Linked DNA regions of Homo sapiens: region 2 is linked to region 1. Evidence: read pairs that join two places in POLR2A ChIA-PET (ENCODE). Cell type or tissue: HepG2. All regions are shown on one strand. Each heading gives the region's core, and the rest is flanking DNA. Links, peaks and the distances in the headings are about the cores only. Region 1 holds the start of ELANE (elastase, neutrophil expressed). Region 2 holds the start of PALM (paralemmin).

Region 1 (8,318 bases), core at 319-8,318:
CAGAGCGAGACTCTGTCGCAAACAAAACAAAAACAAAACAAAACAAAACAAAAGGAGAAAGAAAGAAAGAGATAGAGAGAGAAAGAAAGAAGAAAGAAAGAAAAAGAGAGAAAGAAAGAAAGAAAGAAAGAAAAAGAAAGAGAGAGAGAGAGAGAGAGAGAGAGAAAGAAAGAAAGAAAGTTCCATATTGGAAGCATTTTATTCTGAAACAGCTGTGGCTACCCCAGCCCCCTTCCTGGCTGCCTGGGGCCAGCCCGGGTGACTGGCTGTCCCCATCCTCCCGGGAGACTCAGGTGGCCCCTGATGGGTGACTGGCCGTCCCCATCCTCCAGGGAGACTCAGGTGGCCCCTGATGGGTGACTGGCCGTCCCTGTCCTCCAGGGAGACTCAGGTGGCCCCCTGATCTGTGATGGCATCATCCAAGGAATAGACTCCTTCGTGATCTGGGGATGTGCCACCCGCCTTTTCCCTGACTTCTTCACGCGGGTAGCCCTCTACGTGGACTGGATCCGTTCCACGCTGCGCCGTGTGGAGGCCAAGGGCCGCCCCTGAACCGCCCCTCCCACAGCGCTGGCCGGGACCCCGAGCCTGGCTCCAAACCCTCGAGGCGGATCTTTGGACAGAAGCAGCTCTTCCCCGAACACTGTGGCGTCCGGGACGGCCCCACCCGTCCCCCCACACTCCCTCCCACGGGGCTCCGGGAGACAGGCCGGCCCTGCACCTCACCCCACCGTGACCTCAATAAACGTTGAAACTCCCCCTGGCTCCTGTCTGTCCTTCCCATATAGGGAGGGGAGGGGGAACTGCCCACCGTGACCTCAATAAACGTTGAAACTCCCCCTGGCTCCTGTCTGTCCTTCCCATATAGGGAGGGAACCAGGGAGAGGTCCCCTGGGTTCAAGTCCCCGAGCCCCAAACTCAGGATGGGGGGAGTCGGAGCGGGGGATGGGGGCCCAGGTTGCAGGGGGTCTCTCTCCTGGATGCTCGTGGCTGTGGGTTCTAACCCGGCCCCATCAGGGTGGCCCTGGGCAGGTTGTTATTCATCTCCGTGCCTCAGTTTCCTCATCTGGAAAATGGACTCGCCCCAGACGTTTCCTAGAACTGTCCCTGCTGGCTCAGGGACTCCTTGAGGAAGGGGATGGGGATGGGGAAGCAGCCTGGGGGGCTTCCTGGAGGAGGTGGCAGTGCCAGAGCTGCATATCAAGGTGTGAACAGAAACATCCGAAGGGCTGCCAGGCAGGGGGCACAGTCCAGGCAGAGACCTGAGGGCTAGAGGCCAGGGGACGGGGAGGAGGGCAGGCAGGGGAGGGATGTGGGTGCAGGGGAGGGGTAATGGGGTTGGAGCGCTATTTCTCGTAGGAGGGGTAGGCAGGGCAGGAGTTCCCTGGTAGAAGCATGAGCAATGAACTGGGTGGGGGGGTGGCCAGAGGGGAGGTCCGAGGCGGGGAAGAGGTGGGACTCACAGTCCAGCTCAAAGACGGGCAAGTGGCCACTAGAAGGAGGCATTAGCCACAGAGAGGGGACGACCTGCTCCAGGACACGTGTAGAGAAGAAATGAAGCTCATTGCTGGTGTTTTTTTTTTCTTTTTAATATTTTTTTGAGACAGAGTCTCGCTCTGTCACCCAGGCTGGAGTGCAGTGGTGTGATCTCGGCTCACTGCAAGCTCCGCCACCCGGGTTGAAGCGATTCTCCTGCCTCAGCCTCCGGAGTAGCTGGGACTACAGGCACAGACCACCACGCCCAGTTAATTTTTATATTTTTAGTACAGACAGGGTTTCACCACGTTGTCCAGGCTGGTCTCGAACTCCTGACCTCAGGTGGTCCACCCGCCTCAGCTTCCCAAAGTGCTGGGTTTACAGGCGTGAGCCTACTTACTTATTTACAGCTGGCCTACTTATTTATTTTTGAGACAGGGTCTCACTCTGTCGCCCAGTCTGTAGTGCAGTGGTGCAATCTTGGCTTACCGCAGCCTCAACCTCCTGGGCTCAAGTGATCCTCCCACCTCAGCCTCCCGAGTAGCTGGGACTACAGGTGCCACCACACCCAGCTATTTTCTTAGTTTTTGTAGAGACGGGGTCTGGCTGTGTTGCCCAGGTGGGTCCTCAGTGACTCTTTACATATGAACACCTCCAGGTCACTGTAATCTTAGCAATCTCCTGGCCTCCCAGAAGACCCCACGTCCCCCTCGGAGTCTACACCCGCTGTGACCATAACACCCCTACCTTCCCTGCCACAGTTAATGGTGAACCAGCTCTCAAAGCAACACTTTCTTTTTTTTTTTTTTTTTTTTTTTTTTTTTGAGACGGAGTCTCGCTCTGTCGCCCAGGCTGGAGTGCAGTGGCATGATCTCGGCTCACTGCAACCTCCGCCTCCTAGGTTCAAGCAATTCTCCTGCCTCAGTCTCCCGAGTAGCCGGGATTACAGGCAGGTACCACCACGCCAGGCTAATTTTGTATTTTTGGTAGAGACGGGGTTTGTCCATGTTGGTCAGGCTGGAATTCCCAACCTCAGGTGATACACCCGCCTCAGCCTCCCAAAGTGTTGGGATTACAGGCCTGAGCCACCGCGCCCGGCCAGACAACACTTTCTTAGCTAAGAACTTTATGAACGTGAATTTATTTCATCCTCTTGACAGGTTTATGTGATGGATCCTACGATTATAATTTTACAGAGGAGGAAACTGAGTCACGGAGAGTTTATTTCAGGGGCCTGAAGTTACACAGTGGCCAAATGGCCACACCAGAACCAGGATATGAACCCAGCGTCGGCACACTTAATAATGACTGCACGTGAGAATGTAGTATACAGCTGGTGCTCAATAAATGCAGCTGACGCCAAGTCTGATCTCCGTGCTGGAGGCCAAGCCCCTTCCAAAGATACGGCGTCCCCCACCCCTGAAATCCCCCCACCCCCGACTTGAAACAGGGCTGTGTAGACAGTAGGCGCTTACTAAGTGCACTGTGGTGATGTTAAGGCAGCAAGGTGGGAACCCTGCCAAAAGGGGAGGGGAGAAGGCAGGGTAGTGTGTGTCTGATTAAGCTGAGGACAGGGCAGACATGGACTGAGCGCCTGCTGTGTGCCAGGCTCTGGGAGGGCAGGGCCATTGTCTCCCTAACCCGAGAGCCATGGGGGTCCACTTGCCTGTGGTCACGTCAGGACTCCAGCCTGGCCCAGGCTCTGCGTGTCCCCGGGTGCCCTCGCCCCGCCTATTCCTGGAGACAGGCCCGTTGGTTCCCTTCCCCTCCCCTTGTCCTGGAGCCAGGAGGACGTTGGTTCTTGCGACAGCCTTGGCCCGGCCGTTGCAGCTGGAACATCGTGGGGGAGATGGGAAGAGGAACGGGGCCCGGAGCCCGGGGCTGGGTCCTGGGAATCCCTTTCCCGCAGCTGGGACTCCAGCTCCCCTGCCAGTTCCTCCAGGCGGAAGCCCTCAGGCTTGGTCCTCACTCCAGCCTCCCGGCCTGGACAGGAATTCTCTCTCCAGCAGCCCTGCCAGATGCCCGCCCAGCCCCTGCCTCAGGCGGGGAGGGCTTCAGGGAAGCTCACCAAGGCAGAAGGGCGGGAGAGATTGTCAGAGCCCCAGCTGGTGTCCAGGGACTGACCGTGAGCCTGGGTGAAAGTGAGTTCCCCGTTGGAGGCAACAGACGAGGAGAGGATGGAAGGCCTGGCCCCCAAGAATGAGCCCTGAGGTTCAGGGAGCGGCTGGAGTGAGCCGGCCCCAGATCTCCGTCCAGCTGCGGGTCCCAGAGGCCTGGGTTACACTCGCAGCTCCTGGGGGAGGCCCTTGACGTGCCTCAGTTCCCAAACAGGAACCCTGGGAAGGACCAGAGAAGTGCCTATTGCGCAGTGAGTGCCCGACACAGCTGCATGTGGCCGGTATCACAGGGCCCTGGGTAAACTGAGGCAGGCGACACAGCTGCATGTGGCCGGTATCACAGGGCCCTGGGTAAACTGAGGCAGGCGACACAGCTGCATGTGGCCGGTATCACAGGGCCCTGGGTAAACTGAGGCAGGCGACACAGCTGCATGTGGCCGTATCACAGGGCCCTGGGTAAACTGAGGCAGGTGACACAGCTGCATGTGGCCGGTATCACGGGGCCCTGGATAAACAGAGGCAGGCGACACAGCTGCATGTGGCCGGTATCACGGGGCCCTGGGTAAACTGAGGCAGGCGAGGCCACCCCCATCAAGTCCCTCAGGTCTAGGTTTGGCAGGTTTGGCAAAAACACAGCAACGCTCGGTTAAATCTGAATTTCGGGTAAGTATATCCTGGGCCTCATTTGGAAGAGACTTAGATTAAAAAAAAAACGTCGAGACCAGCCCGGCCAACACGGTGAAACCCCGTCTCTACTAAAAATACAAAAAATTAGCCAGGCGCAGTGGCTCACGCCTGTGATCCCAGCACTCTGGGAGGCTGAGGCAGGCGGATCACCCGAGGTCAGATGTTCAAGACCAGCCTGGCCGACAGGGCGAAACACTGTCTCTACTACAAATACAAAAATTAGCCGGGAGTGGTGGCAGGTGCCTGTAATCTCAGCTATTCAGGAGGCTGAGGCAGGAGAATCACTTGAACCTGGGAGGCGGAGGTTGCCGTGAGCCGGGATCACGCCACCGCACTCCAGCCTGGGCGATAGAGCAAGACTCTGTCTCCAAAAAAATAAATTAAAAAACCCACATTGATTATCTGACATTTGAATGCGATTGTGCATCCTGAATTTTGTCTGGAGGCCCCACCCGAGCCAATCCAGCGTCTTGTCCCCCTTCTCCCCCTTTTCATCAACGCCCTGTGCCAGGGGAGAGGAAGTGGAGGGCGCTGGCCGGCCGTGGGGCAATGCAACGGCCTCCCAGCACAGGGCTATAAGAGGAGCCGGGCGGGCACGGAGGGGCAGAGACCCCGGAGCCCCAGCCCCACCATGACCCTCGGCCGCCGACTCGCGTGTCTTTTCCTCGCCTGTGTCCTGCCGGCCTTGCTGCTGGGGGGTGAGTTTTTGAGTCCAACCTCCCGCTGCTCCCTCTGTCCCGGGTTCTGTTCCCACCTCTCCATAGAGGGCCCCACCAGTGTGGGTCCCTCATCCTCACAGGGGAGGTGCCAGCTGGGACAAGGAGACCAGAAGAGACTGAGGTTCTGAGCGGTGAAGCCACCACCAGGAGCCCAGAGTTGGGGTTTGAAAACCGGGGAGGGGGGGGGGGTCGCAGGTCGCCCTCTGGGTTCAAGTCCAGGTCTGTCTGTGCCTTGGAGGGGCACCGTGGGGAGGTCCCTTTGCCTCTCCGTGCCTCAGTTTCCTCATCTGAACAACAGGGGTGCGAACGGCCCCGATCCCGTGGGTTCCCGGTGGGGGATCCCGTGGGTTCCCGGTGGGGGATCCCGTGGGTTCCTGGTGGGGGATCCAGAGGCCCCGTGGCCGGGAGGGGACAGGCTCCTTGGCAGGCACTCAGCACCCGCACCCGGTGTGTCCCCAGGCACCGCGCTGGCCTCGGAGATTGTGGGGGGCCGGCGAGCGCGGCCCCACGCGTGGCCCTTCATGGTGTCCCTGCAGCTGCGCGGAGGCCACTTCTGCGGCGCCACCCTGATTGCGCCCAACTTCGTCATGTCGGCCGCGCACTGCGTGGCGAATGTGTGAGTAGCCGGGAGTGTGCGCGCCCGGCTCGGACCCCGCGTCCCGGTCTGTGAGGTGGGTGGGGGGAGGCCGGGGCCGGGGCTGCTGGCGGGGGGGGGTCCGTCCAGGGCCCGCGGGGCCCCTCGAGCACCTTCGCCCTCAGGCCCGTCGCCGGATGGGGACGACAAGGCGCGGCTGAGCCCCGACCCCCGGGGCCGCCCCTGAGCCCCGCCTCTCCCTCCCCGGCAGAAACGTCCGCGCGGTGCGGGTGGTCCTGGGAGCCCATAACCTCTCGCGGCGGGAGCCCACCCGGCAGGTGTTCGCCGTGCAGCGCATCTTCGAAAACGGCTACGACCCCGTAAACTTGCTCAACGACATCGTGATTCTCCAGGTGCCGCCGGGCGGGGCGGGGGGCGCAGGGGCGGAGGCCAGAGGCCTGGGGAGGGTGGAGGCTGCGACGGAGGGGCGCGTCGGGGCCGCTCGTGGGGACCTGGGGTGGCATCGTGGGCTGGGTGGTCCCCTCTCCGCGCCTCGGTCTGCACCTCTGTGAAACGGGAAAATACCCGCCATGGGCCGTTGAGGGGTTAAATGAGATCCTGCAGGGAGGCCCCGATCTGCTGTCAATCAACAAACTTACTGAGAAGGGAGGCCCCGATCTGTTGTCAATCAACAAACTTACTGAGAAGGGAGGCCCCGATCTGTTGTCAATCAACAAACTTACTGAGAAGGGAGGCCCCGATCTGCTGTCAATCAACAAACTTACTGAGAAGGGAGGCCCCGATCTGTTGTCAATCAACAAACTTACTGAGAAGGGAGGCCCCGATCTGCTGTCAATCAACAAACTTACTGAGAAGGGAGGCCCCGATCTGTTGTCAATCAACAAACTTACTGAGAAGGGAGGCCCCGATCTGCTGTCAATCAACAAACTTACTGAGAAGGGAGGCCCCGATCTGTTGTCAATCAACAAACTTACTGAGAAGGGAGGCCCCGATCTGCTGTCAATCAACAAACTTACTGAGATTCTTTGTGTCTCTCCATTCACCAGTCCTGTGGCCCAGGGCAGGGGCCGCCTCTGTCTTTGGGAAAAGGGGCAAAAGTCCCCACCTTTCCACCCCTGTCCGCGGCTTGCAGTTCTGGTTATTTCCTGGGCGCCGGGCCCCGTGGCTCAGGCCTGTCATCCCAGCACTTTGGGAGGCTGAGGCGGGTGGATCACGAGGTCAGGTGTTCGAGACCAGCCTGAGCAACATAGTGAAACCCCGTCTCTACTAAAATACAAAAAAAAAAAATTAGCCGAGTGTGGTTGTGGGTGCCTGTAATGCCAACTACTCAGGAGGCTGAGGAAGGAGAATCGCTTGAACCCCGGAGGCGGAGATTGCAGTGAGCTGAGATCACACCACTGCACTCCAGCCTGGGTCTCAAAAAAAAAAAAAAAGATTCCTCCCTGGGAAGGGTTAGAGGGAGAGTTTCCTTGTCACTAAGTTTTCTCATAGCTCTCACCCAGTGCAGTGGCGCGATCGCAGCTCACTACAGCCTCCATCTCCTGGGCTCAAGCCACCCTCTCAGCTTGGAATGGGGGGTAGCTGGAACCACAGGTGCCACCACGTGGGTCCACCACGTCTGGCTAATATATATATATACACACACACATACATATATTATAAATAATAAATATATATTTTATTTAAATAAAATATATAATATTTATAATTATTTTATAATTATAATAATATTTATATAATTATAAATATCATTTATAATTATAATATTTATTATTTTATAAAATAATAAATATAAAATATATAAAAATATTTTTATAAAATAATAAAAATATATATATACACACATATATATATATTTTTTGAGACAAGTCTCGCTCTGTCGCCCAGGCTGGAGCGCAGTGGCACAATCTCAGCTCACTGCAACCTCCGCCTCCCAGGTTCAAGCGATTCTCCTGCCTCAGCCTCCCAGGTAGCTGGGACTACAGGCGCCCGCCACCACGCCTGGCTAATTTTTGGTATTGTTAGTAGAGACGGGGTTTAACCATGTTAGCCAGGATGGTCTTGATCTCCTGACCTTTTGATTGGCCCACCTCAGCCTCCCAAAATGCTGGGATTATAGGCGTGAGCCACCGCACCTGGCAATTTTTTTTTATTATTTTTGTAGACATGGGGCTTTGCCACATTGCCCAGGCTGGTCTTGAATGCCTGGCCTCAAGTGATCCTCCTGCCTCGCCCTCCCAAAGTGCTGGGCTTACAAGCATGAGCCACCGCGCCCGGCTGTAGTTTTTTTGTTAACTGAGCACCTACTGCTTCCTGCACTCAAGCCACATCCAGGGACAACCTCCAACGCCCTGAGCCTTGGTGACGGCTCCCACTCTACAGATGGGGAAACCGAGGCTTGCCTTGGGGAGCAGAGTGTGGGGTGGGTATCCTGCCCTGCAGGATCCCAGAACCACAGTGGAACCTGAGATGGGGAAACTGAGGCCCGGAGAGGGGAGGGTCATCATCACTGCCCCGTGTGACGCGCTGACGATCTGTCCCCACCGCCACAGCTCAACGGGTCGGCCACCATCAACGCCAACGTGCAGGTGGCCCAGCTGCCGGCTCAGGGACGCCGCCTGGGCAACGGGGTGCAGTGCCTGGCCATGGGCTGGGGCCTTCTGGGCAGGAACCGTGGGATCGCCAGCGTCCTGCAGGAGCTCAACGTGACGGTGGTGACGTCCC
Region 2 (8,318 bases), core at 72-8,071, 140 kb before region 1:
CCACCTCCACACCTTTGCCAGGCCGTTCCGGCCACCTGGAACGTCTCCCTCCACCGTTTGCCCGGCCCATTTCCCCGGTTCAAGTGGCATCACCTCCAGGCCTGTGTGTGCTGGAGTCGGGAGGTGTGGGCGGCGCGAGTTTTTCGTGCAGGGCCTTGAGAGTGGCAGGAGGACTTTAGCTTTTGCTCGGAGGGAGGTGTGAGTCCTGGAGGTTTAGAGCTGGGGCGGTGGGAGAAATGATCCCAGCAGTCCCTTACCCTCCCCACGGCCTCCTCACTTCCTCCTATTTTTACACAAAATGCCTCCACCACCCTTCAAACCCTGAATCTTTTATTTTATTTTATTTTTGAGATAGGGTCTGGCTCTGTCACCCAGGCTGGAGTGCAGTGGTGTCTTCACAGCTCACCGTAGCCTCGATCTCCTGGGTCCAACTGATCCTCCTACCTCAGCCTGTGAGTAACTGGAACTACAGATGCATGATACCTCACCTAGCTAATTTTTTAAAAAAAAATTTGTAGGCTGTGTGCGGTGGCTCACACCTGTAATCCCAGCACTTTGGGAGGCCGAGGCAGGCGGATCAAGAGGTCAGGAGATCGAGACCATCCTGGCTAACACGGTGAAACCCCATCTCTACTAAAAATACAAAAAATAAGCCGGGCGTGGTGTCAGGAGCCTGTAGTCCCAGCTACTCGGGAGGCTGAGACAGGAGAATGGCGTGAACCTGGGAGGTGGAAATTGCAGTGAGCCGAGATCACCCCACTGCACTCCAGCCTGGGCGACAGAGTGAGACTCTGTCTCAAAAAGAAAAATTACATTTAAAAATGTATATATGGCTAATGACTGCTGTACCGAACAAACCAGTCCCCAAAAGCAAATGAAATAACAGCTGCCACCAAGTACCACGGTCACACCTAAAAACCAATTAACACCTCGACAGCTCCTCACGCAGGTTCCGTTTACTCGGGAGTAGGAGCCGGCCACCCGATGCAGGGTCACTATGACCCCCCAAGCCCGTGCCTCGCCCTGTCTCTTCTTCCTCCTTATAATTAAAATCTTGAAGGACCCCGATGGCAGCCTGTCCCACCGCCCTGCCTGGGTCTGGCCCCTGCAGCTTGTGATGCTTCTCAGACCCATTCCCAGCCCTCCGGGGAGTCACAGAGGGGTGAGATCAGACAGAGGTTTGAATCCGGGGGTGGCCTTTCCTTGGATGGAGCAGTATTTAAAAAAAAAATTGGGCCAGGTGCGGTGGCTCATGCCTGTAATCCCAGCACTTTGGGAGGCCCAGCTACTCGGGAGGCTGAGGCAGGAGAATGGCATGAACCCGGGAGGCAGAGCTTGCAGTGAGCCGAGATCGCACCATTGCACTCCAGCCTGGGTGACAGCGAGACTCCGTCTCAAAAAAAAAAAAAAATTTGTAGAGATGGGGTCTTTCTGTGTTGCCCAGACTGGTCTCAAACTCCTGGGCTCAAGTGATCCTCCCTTCTCAGCCTCCCAAAGTGCTGGGATTACAGGTGTGAGCCACTGTGTCTGGCCCTGAATCATTTATTTTATTTTGAGCCAGGTTCTGGCTCTGTTGCCCAGGCTGGAGTGCAGTGGCATGATCACGGCTCACTGTAGCCTCAACCTCCCAGGCTCATGCGATCCTCCCACCTTAGCCTCCCAAGTAACTGGGACCACAGGCACACACCACCGTGCCCAGCTAATTTTTATTTTTTATTTTTTATTTTTTTTGAGATGGAGTTTCGCTCTTGTTGCCCAGGCTGGAGTGCAATTGTGCGATCTCGGCCCACTGCAACCTCCGCCTTCCAGGTTCAAGTGATTCTCCTGCCTCAGCCTCTGGAGTAGCTGGGATTACAGGCATGCACCACCACGCCCGCCTAATTTTGTATTTTTAGTAGAGACGGGGTTTCTCCATGTTGCTCAGGCTGATCTCGAACTCCAGAGCTCAGGTGATCTGCCCACCTCAGCCTCCCAAAGTGCTGGGATTACAGGCGTGAGTCACTGTGCCCGGCCCAATTTTTAATTTTTTGTAGAAATGGAAGTCTCACTAGGTAGCCCAGGGTCTTCACCTCCTGGATTCAAGTGATCCTCCTGCTTCAGTCTCCTGAAGTGTTGGGATTACATGTAACAGTCACTTCATTCACCCTGAATCATTTATGTAGGGGACAAAAATCACCGTCTCTCCAAGGACAGAACTTCTTTTTTGTTTTGTTTTGTTTTGTTTTGTTGAGATGGAGTCTTGTTCTGTCACCCAGGCTGGAGTGCAGTGGCGCGATCTCTGCTCACTGCAACTTCTGCCTCCCGGGTTCCAGCCATTCTCCTGCCTCAGCCTCCCCAGTAGCTGGGATTACAGGCGCGCACCACCATGCCCAGCTAAGTTTTGTATTTTTAGTAGAGAAGGAGTTTCACTGGCCGAGCGTGGTGGCTCACACCTGTAATCCCAGCTACTAGGGAGGCTGAGGCAGGAGAATTGCTTGAACCTGGTAGACGGAGGTTGCAGTGAGCCGAGATCGCGCCATTGCACTCCAGCCTGGGCAACAAGAGCGAAACTCCGTCCACCCCAGCCAAAAAAAGAAGTGGTTTTGCCATGTTGGCCAGGCTGGTCTCTAACTTTTGACCTCATGATCCACCAGCCTCAGCCTCCCAAAGTGCTGGGATTACAGGCGTGAGCCACCGCGCCCGGCCTGGTCTCAAACTTTTGACCTCGTGATCCACCAGCCTCAGCCTCCCAAAGTGCTGGGATTATAGGCGTGAGCCACGGCGCCTGGCCGCAAAAATGGAACTTCTGCATCACAGGTGACTAACGGTGCCAGGCACACAGTAGGTGTTCAATAAATCACTTTGGACTAAAAGAACACAGAGGCCAAGGGGAAGTGAAGAAACGACTCACAGGTCAGTTTTATTGGGTGCCTAGTGCAGGGGTCAGTACACTACGGCCCTCGGATCAGCTCTGGCCCTCTGCCTGTTTTTGTAAATAAAGTTTTATTGGGTGCCTAGTGCAGGGGTCAGTACACTACGGCCCTGGGATAAGCTCTGGCCCACTGCCTGTTTTTGTAAATAAAGTTTTATGGGCACAGAGCCATGCCCATGGTTTTACATATTGTCTCTGGCTACTTTCACTCTGCGATGGCAGAGCAGAGTCATTGCCGCAGAGACTGTGGCCTGCAATGCTGAAAATATTTACTCTCTGGCCCTTTACAGAAAAAGTTTGCCAAACCCTGAGCTAGTGTGTGCTGGGCCCTGTGCCAAGCCCTTTGTGTGTGCTCACTCAGTTAACCCTCCCACAGCCTTAAGGGTGGGGGCAGGGGGGTGGGGGGGAATAAGGCTCCGAGAGGTTGAGAAACAGACCCAGGGTCACACAGCTTGGAGATGGGTGAGCTGGGAATCAGACAGACCCGGGACCCCTGATATTCTTTAGGATCTTAGCTTTGTTAACCTTTGCTAATTTATCTTATTGTCTTAAATGCTAAAATGAATACACATTCATTGTAAAAAGGGAGGAATAAAGAAAAGGTGTTGACGGCCTTCTTCAGCCTGGGGTACATCCTGCCGTATCTTTCTCCACAGCTCATCCGGGGCTACTTTCCTTTAAATCTACAGCCATTCAGCAAACATCGGCAGAGGAGAACCGTTTTATAAGAAAACTAAGAAGTTTGGAAGAATCTTTCCTTCCTGCCCACCCTGGACCCCCATGAGTAGGTGTGCTGGGGCTGGTCTGCAGTGTTCTCACGGGAAACCAGGAAGCTGGGCCCAAGGCCTACATGTTGGGGAAGACAGGTCCTGCCTGTCTCCTGCTGTGGCTCCCCAGTGCTCTGAGGACAAAGCCTGAGCTCTCCCTGATTCTCCACCGTCCCTCTCACTCACTCTGGTCGTCTGGTCGCTGGGCCTTTAGTGAGTGTGCCATGGGGGCCCTGGGGCCGATTAAATTCCAGCCCCGGGGACCAGGCTCAGCTCCCAGCCAGGGCACAGACAGATCAGCACCTGCGGTTGTCTCCACCCCAACCCCCGGCCTTTGCAGGCACAGCGCCCTCCACCAGATACTCCGGCAAAGGAGGCCTGGGGACCCTGCGAGCGGGGCCGGGGGTGCAGGGAGCTGTCAGCTCCTCGCAGCGGCCTCCCCAGGACCCCCCTATCCCCTCGCTCGCCCTGAAATGTGTGTCCCTCTCGGCGTCTGGGCTCTCGAGAAAGGCCTTTGCTTGTCTGACTTCGCGAGGGTCCCGGCTCTGGCCCAGGAGCTGGGGAGGGGCGGGACTTGGTGACAGCCGGGTCCCAGCACCGCGCCCAGACCTAGGCCCTTCTCAGGGGTGCCCCGGGGCGGGGCGCGCGGGGCGGGGGGCGGCGGCGGCGCAGCCGGCAGGAGGCGCAGCGCCCGCTCGCAGCGCGGGGAGGTGGGAGGGGAGCGGGGCGGGGAGCGGGGCGGGCGGGAGGGAGAGGGGAGCGCGCCGGAGACGCGCGCGCCCAGCCCACCCCCCGCGCCCGCCGCCGCCCGGACAATAAACAGCAGCTTTGCGCGGGGCGATGCCCGAGCCGGTGCCGCCGCCCCCGCGCCGCGCAGCCCCGGCCGCCAGGCCTTAGCCCGCCCCGGCCCCCGCCAGGCCGCGTCCCCCTCCCCTCCCCTCCCCCGCGCGCCACCCGCGCCCGCCCCCGCCCGGCACCGCGGACCCACCCGGACCTCGGCGGGGAGATGGAGTGAGTAGGCGCGCTCGGGCCGCGGGGCTGGGGGCCCGGAGCTCCGGGAGCCGGGGAGGGGGGAGGCCCCCTCTCTCGCGCCCCATTGGGGGCGTCGCTGCCCCCGCGAGGAGCAGGAGGCGGCGCGGGGCTGCTGGGGCCGCAGCGCAGCCGGGAAGAGACTCGGGCTGGGCCGCGCCTGCCGGGAGGCCTCCCCGCTCCCGGACCCCGGCTGCCCACCCACCGGCGCGTGGGGACCCGGGCAGCGGCGGCTCGGGCCAGTCCAGGACGCGGGGAGGGGGAGGCTCGCGTCTCCGCCCGCGCCCCGCCCGCGTCTCCAGGGCGAGCCTCGGCTCTCGGCCACCTGTGGGTGGCCCCGGGGAGATGGAGCGACCCCTCCCCAGATTGCACCGGTCCGGCCTCGCGCTCACGCACCCTTCCCCCGCCCCAGTCTGAGCGCACGGCTCCTGGCGCCCTGGACGCGCGCGCGGGCCGGTGCCCCCCACCCCCGCCCTTCCCAAGGGCCTCCAGGGGTGTCCTGAGCCCCCCGCCACTGCGCAGGTCCCGAGTTACCGCTGGAGGGAGAGGGGCTGCCCTCGGCTTCCCGGGTCTCTGGGGTGTGTGAGAAGGGAGAGGAACCGGCGTTTTCCAGCGGGGCGCCTGGGTGGGATACCCTCTCGGGGAAGTGTCTCGGAGCTGGGGCTCCACTGGTGTAGCTACAGGAGTGGGCTGGCCCTGGGCTGGGATCCCTGGACCCCCGCATGGCTGCGCCTGTGTGTGTGGGGGGGGGGTGGCCAGTGGAGGCACCGAGCGAGGGCGCGTGGTCATTTCGGACACCGGTCCCCTCCTCCCGGTGCTCGGGTGCCCCTCTGCCCCTCACTCCCACAGGTGGGCACTGCACGGGCAGGGGTCAGGAGGCTCCTCCTGGGGTCACCCACCTGCCCACTTCAGGACAGGGGAGCCAGCTGCCCTGCTGAGGCCCGGGTCCCCACCCCAGCCCGAGGACCGAAGACCGGATCTGGAGGCCGCCTGTGGCCCCCTGCCCTTCCCACTGGGCGTGTTTTCTAAGCCGCCAACTTTCCCCGGGGATTCACCCGTGACCCGCCACGCCCGCGGCTGGGTGGGGGCCGCTGCCTCCCTCCCTCCCTGGGAAAGCGAGACACCCAGTGTCCTCTGCTTTTGAAAACCCAGACAAAGGCCTGACCCCTCTCCCCGTCACCCCGCCCCGGGAGCTCAGCCAGGGGCTCAGGGGAGCCAGGGCCCAGACTTGCCTGCTCCACACCCCCACCCCCCAGCCTTGTTTATCTGCCCTGCTCGCCAGGCCCCGGAGGAGCCTCTGGGCCTCTGACAGCCAGGCCTGGGCAGGGTGTGGCTGTGGGGAGGGGGCTGCCTAGGAGGACGACGGAGATCTCCCTCCCAGAGGAGGGGTGTCAGCGAACACTCCGGGTCGGGCCCATTGTTTCCTTCCTGCCACCCCTTCCTTTCCCACGGGGGATACTGAGGCCCAGAGAGGAGCTGCTGCCCCCCCCCCACCCCCCCTCCATCACACAGCACCTGGGGCCGGGGGGCCTCGGTGCCTCCTGCTCTGCTCCACGGTTTCTCCGTCCTGGGTCAGAGGGTGGCCCACAGGTCCCCCATTGGGTCATCATTGCTTTTGGGGATGCAGACATGGGACAGGCACCCAGTGTTAACCGGCTGCTGTGAGCCGCCATTCGAGGACGACTCTCTCCCCGGTTCCCGGGCTGACAATGGGTGGGGACAGGCCCATCTGGTGCCGCCCGGCCTTGGACACCTGCCCCCTCGTTCTTCTCCCCGGCGGGCTTCAGGCACGAAGGCCCCGTCCGCTAGAACGTGATCGCTTGCCTCCTCCCGTTTCCACAGATTTTCCAGTCGAAGACACGGGAGCTGGCTGTGGTTTGTGGTGGTGCCCGTCTCGCTGGAAAGTTTCACAAATGAATTTAAGAATTTAAAGAATTTTAAATGTCATTCAAGAACAGGTTATTTTTTGTTAATGTGAGGATTTAAGGAGAACTAGCGGGTTGCTAACCACAGGGCCGATGCTGCCAAGGTGAGGAGAACGTCCAGGAAGGAGCTGGGGAGAATCTCTGCTTCGGAGAGAATCTCTGTGCTCTGGGAGGGTTTGTGTGGCCCCTGCGTGACACATGGTCTGGCTGGTAAAATAAAGATATTTTGGCCTGGAGCAGCCATTCTCCAGCACCCACAGCCCTGTCCTGGGTACAGGCAAGGCTCAAACCCCCGGGATAGGGAGGAGAACAGACTTGGGCCTGGACAGATGGTCAAGACCGGCCCAGACTCCTCCCTGCTCGCAGACCTGGAAATTTTCAATAGGAAAGTCTCCGTTGGGTGCTAACTGGGTCCTTAACGCTCCTTCACACTTGCTAATCCCCCTTTTTAATGAGAGGCAGAGCCTGTTAAAAGGCAACAGTACCTAGTGATAATTGAATTTAATAACAAGCTTTTACTTCCGTTGTATCTGTTTCTTCCTCCATGTTTCCGCTGTCTTGTTTGTGGCGGTGGCTTCTGGTTTGCCCAGTGTTGATCACAATATAATGTTTCTTTCTAAAACAAGGCGATTTGATTTACACTGGAGTGGTTTTGAAGGCAAGGAATAGACAGATACTGTCCAGGAGGTGGCGGAACATGGGAAGGTGGTTTCTTTCTTTTTTCCATGTTGCCCAGGCCAGTCTCGAACTCCTGGGCTCAAGCGACTTCCCTGCCTCAGCCTCCCAAGTAGCTGGGACGACAGCATTGCATGGGAAGGTGGTTTGAGAAGTGCAGGCGTAATTTATTCACTCGGCAACCATTAAGTGGGTACCTGCCTTTTCCACGGCCCTGTTTTGAGTGCTCTGTATGTGTGTGAATTCCTCTGATGCTTTTTTTTTTCTTTTGGAGACAGAGTATCTCTCTGTTGTCCACACTGGAGTGCAGTGCTGCGATCTCCACTCACTGCAACCTCCGCCTCCCGGGTTCAAGCAATTCTCCTACCTCAGCCTCCTGAGTAGCTATGACTACAGGTGCCCGCCACCACGCCCGGCTAATTTTTGTATTTTTAGTAGCGACAGGGTTTCACCAGGTTGCCCAGGCTGGTCTTGAACTCCTGACCTCAGGTGATCCGCCTGCCTCGGCCTCCCCAAAGTGTTGGGATGAAAGGCGTGAGCCACGTGCCTGGCTGACACTTGCCTTTTCCATGGCCCTGTTCCGAATGCTTTATGTGTGAGAACTCCCTTGACCCTTGATCCTTCTTTTTTTTTTTGAGACAGAGTCTTGCTCCATCACCCAGGCAGTGCAGTGGTGTGATCCCGGCTCACTGCAACCTCTGCCTCCTGGGTTCAAGCGGTTCTCCTGCCTCAGCCTCCCGAGTAGCTGGGACTGCAGGCGCCCACCATCACGCCCGGCTAATTTTTTGTGTTTTTGGTAGAGACAGGGTTTCACAGTGTTAGCCAGGATGGTCTCAATCTCCTGACCTTGTGATCCACCTGCCTTGGCCTCCCAAAGTGCTGGGATTACAGGTGTGAGCCGCCATGCCTGGTTTTTTTTTATTGGAGACAGAGTCTCTCTCTGTCACCCAGACTGGAGTGCAGTGGCGCGATCTCGGCTCACTGCAACCTCTGCCTCCTGGGTTCAAGCGA

The links. Peaks named below come from ENCODE experiments on the same cell type or tissue, not always from the same donor. Only the 100,000 strongest peaks of a DNase experiment are listed, where the experiment ranks them.
Region 2: POLR2A ChIA-PET joins it to region 1 with 10 read pairs; 2 of 35 experiments call an interaction of 5 or more read pairs at or near these places.

Annotation. Positions count from the first base shown.
Region 1 is chr19:847,418-855,735 of GRCh38, forward strand. It overlaps PRTN3 (proteinase 3), which reads left to right. Exons shown (of 5, transcript NM_002777.4): 5 at 382-758. The coding sequence ends at 552. ELANE (elastase, neutrophil expressed) reads left to right here and starts at 4,886. Exons shown (of 5, transcript NM_001972.4): 1 at 4,886-4,978; 2 at 5,459-5,615; 3 at 5,845-5,986; 4 at 8,147-8,318. The coding sequence starts at 4,912. RefSeq lists an enhancer at 3,408-4,120. In HepG2, for the core only: no CTCF peak of the experiment used is centred there; no DNase peak of the experiment used is centred there; H3K27me3 peaks cover 2,888 bases.
Region 2 is chr19:704,463-712,780 of GRCh38, forward strand. It overlaps PALM (paralemmin), which reads left to right and starts at 4,473. Exons shown (of 9, transcript NM_002579.3): 1 at 4,473-4,689. The coding sequence starts at 4,685. RefSeq lists enhancers at 1-605, 3,470-4,030 and a silencer at 3,483-3,719. In HepG2, for the core only: CTCF peaks have their summits at 4,362 (motif pointing right) and 7,334 (motif pointing right); DNase peaks (open chromatin) are centred at 3,199 and 4,249; H3K4me3 peaks cover 1,898 bases.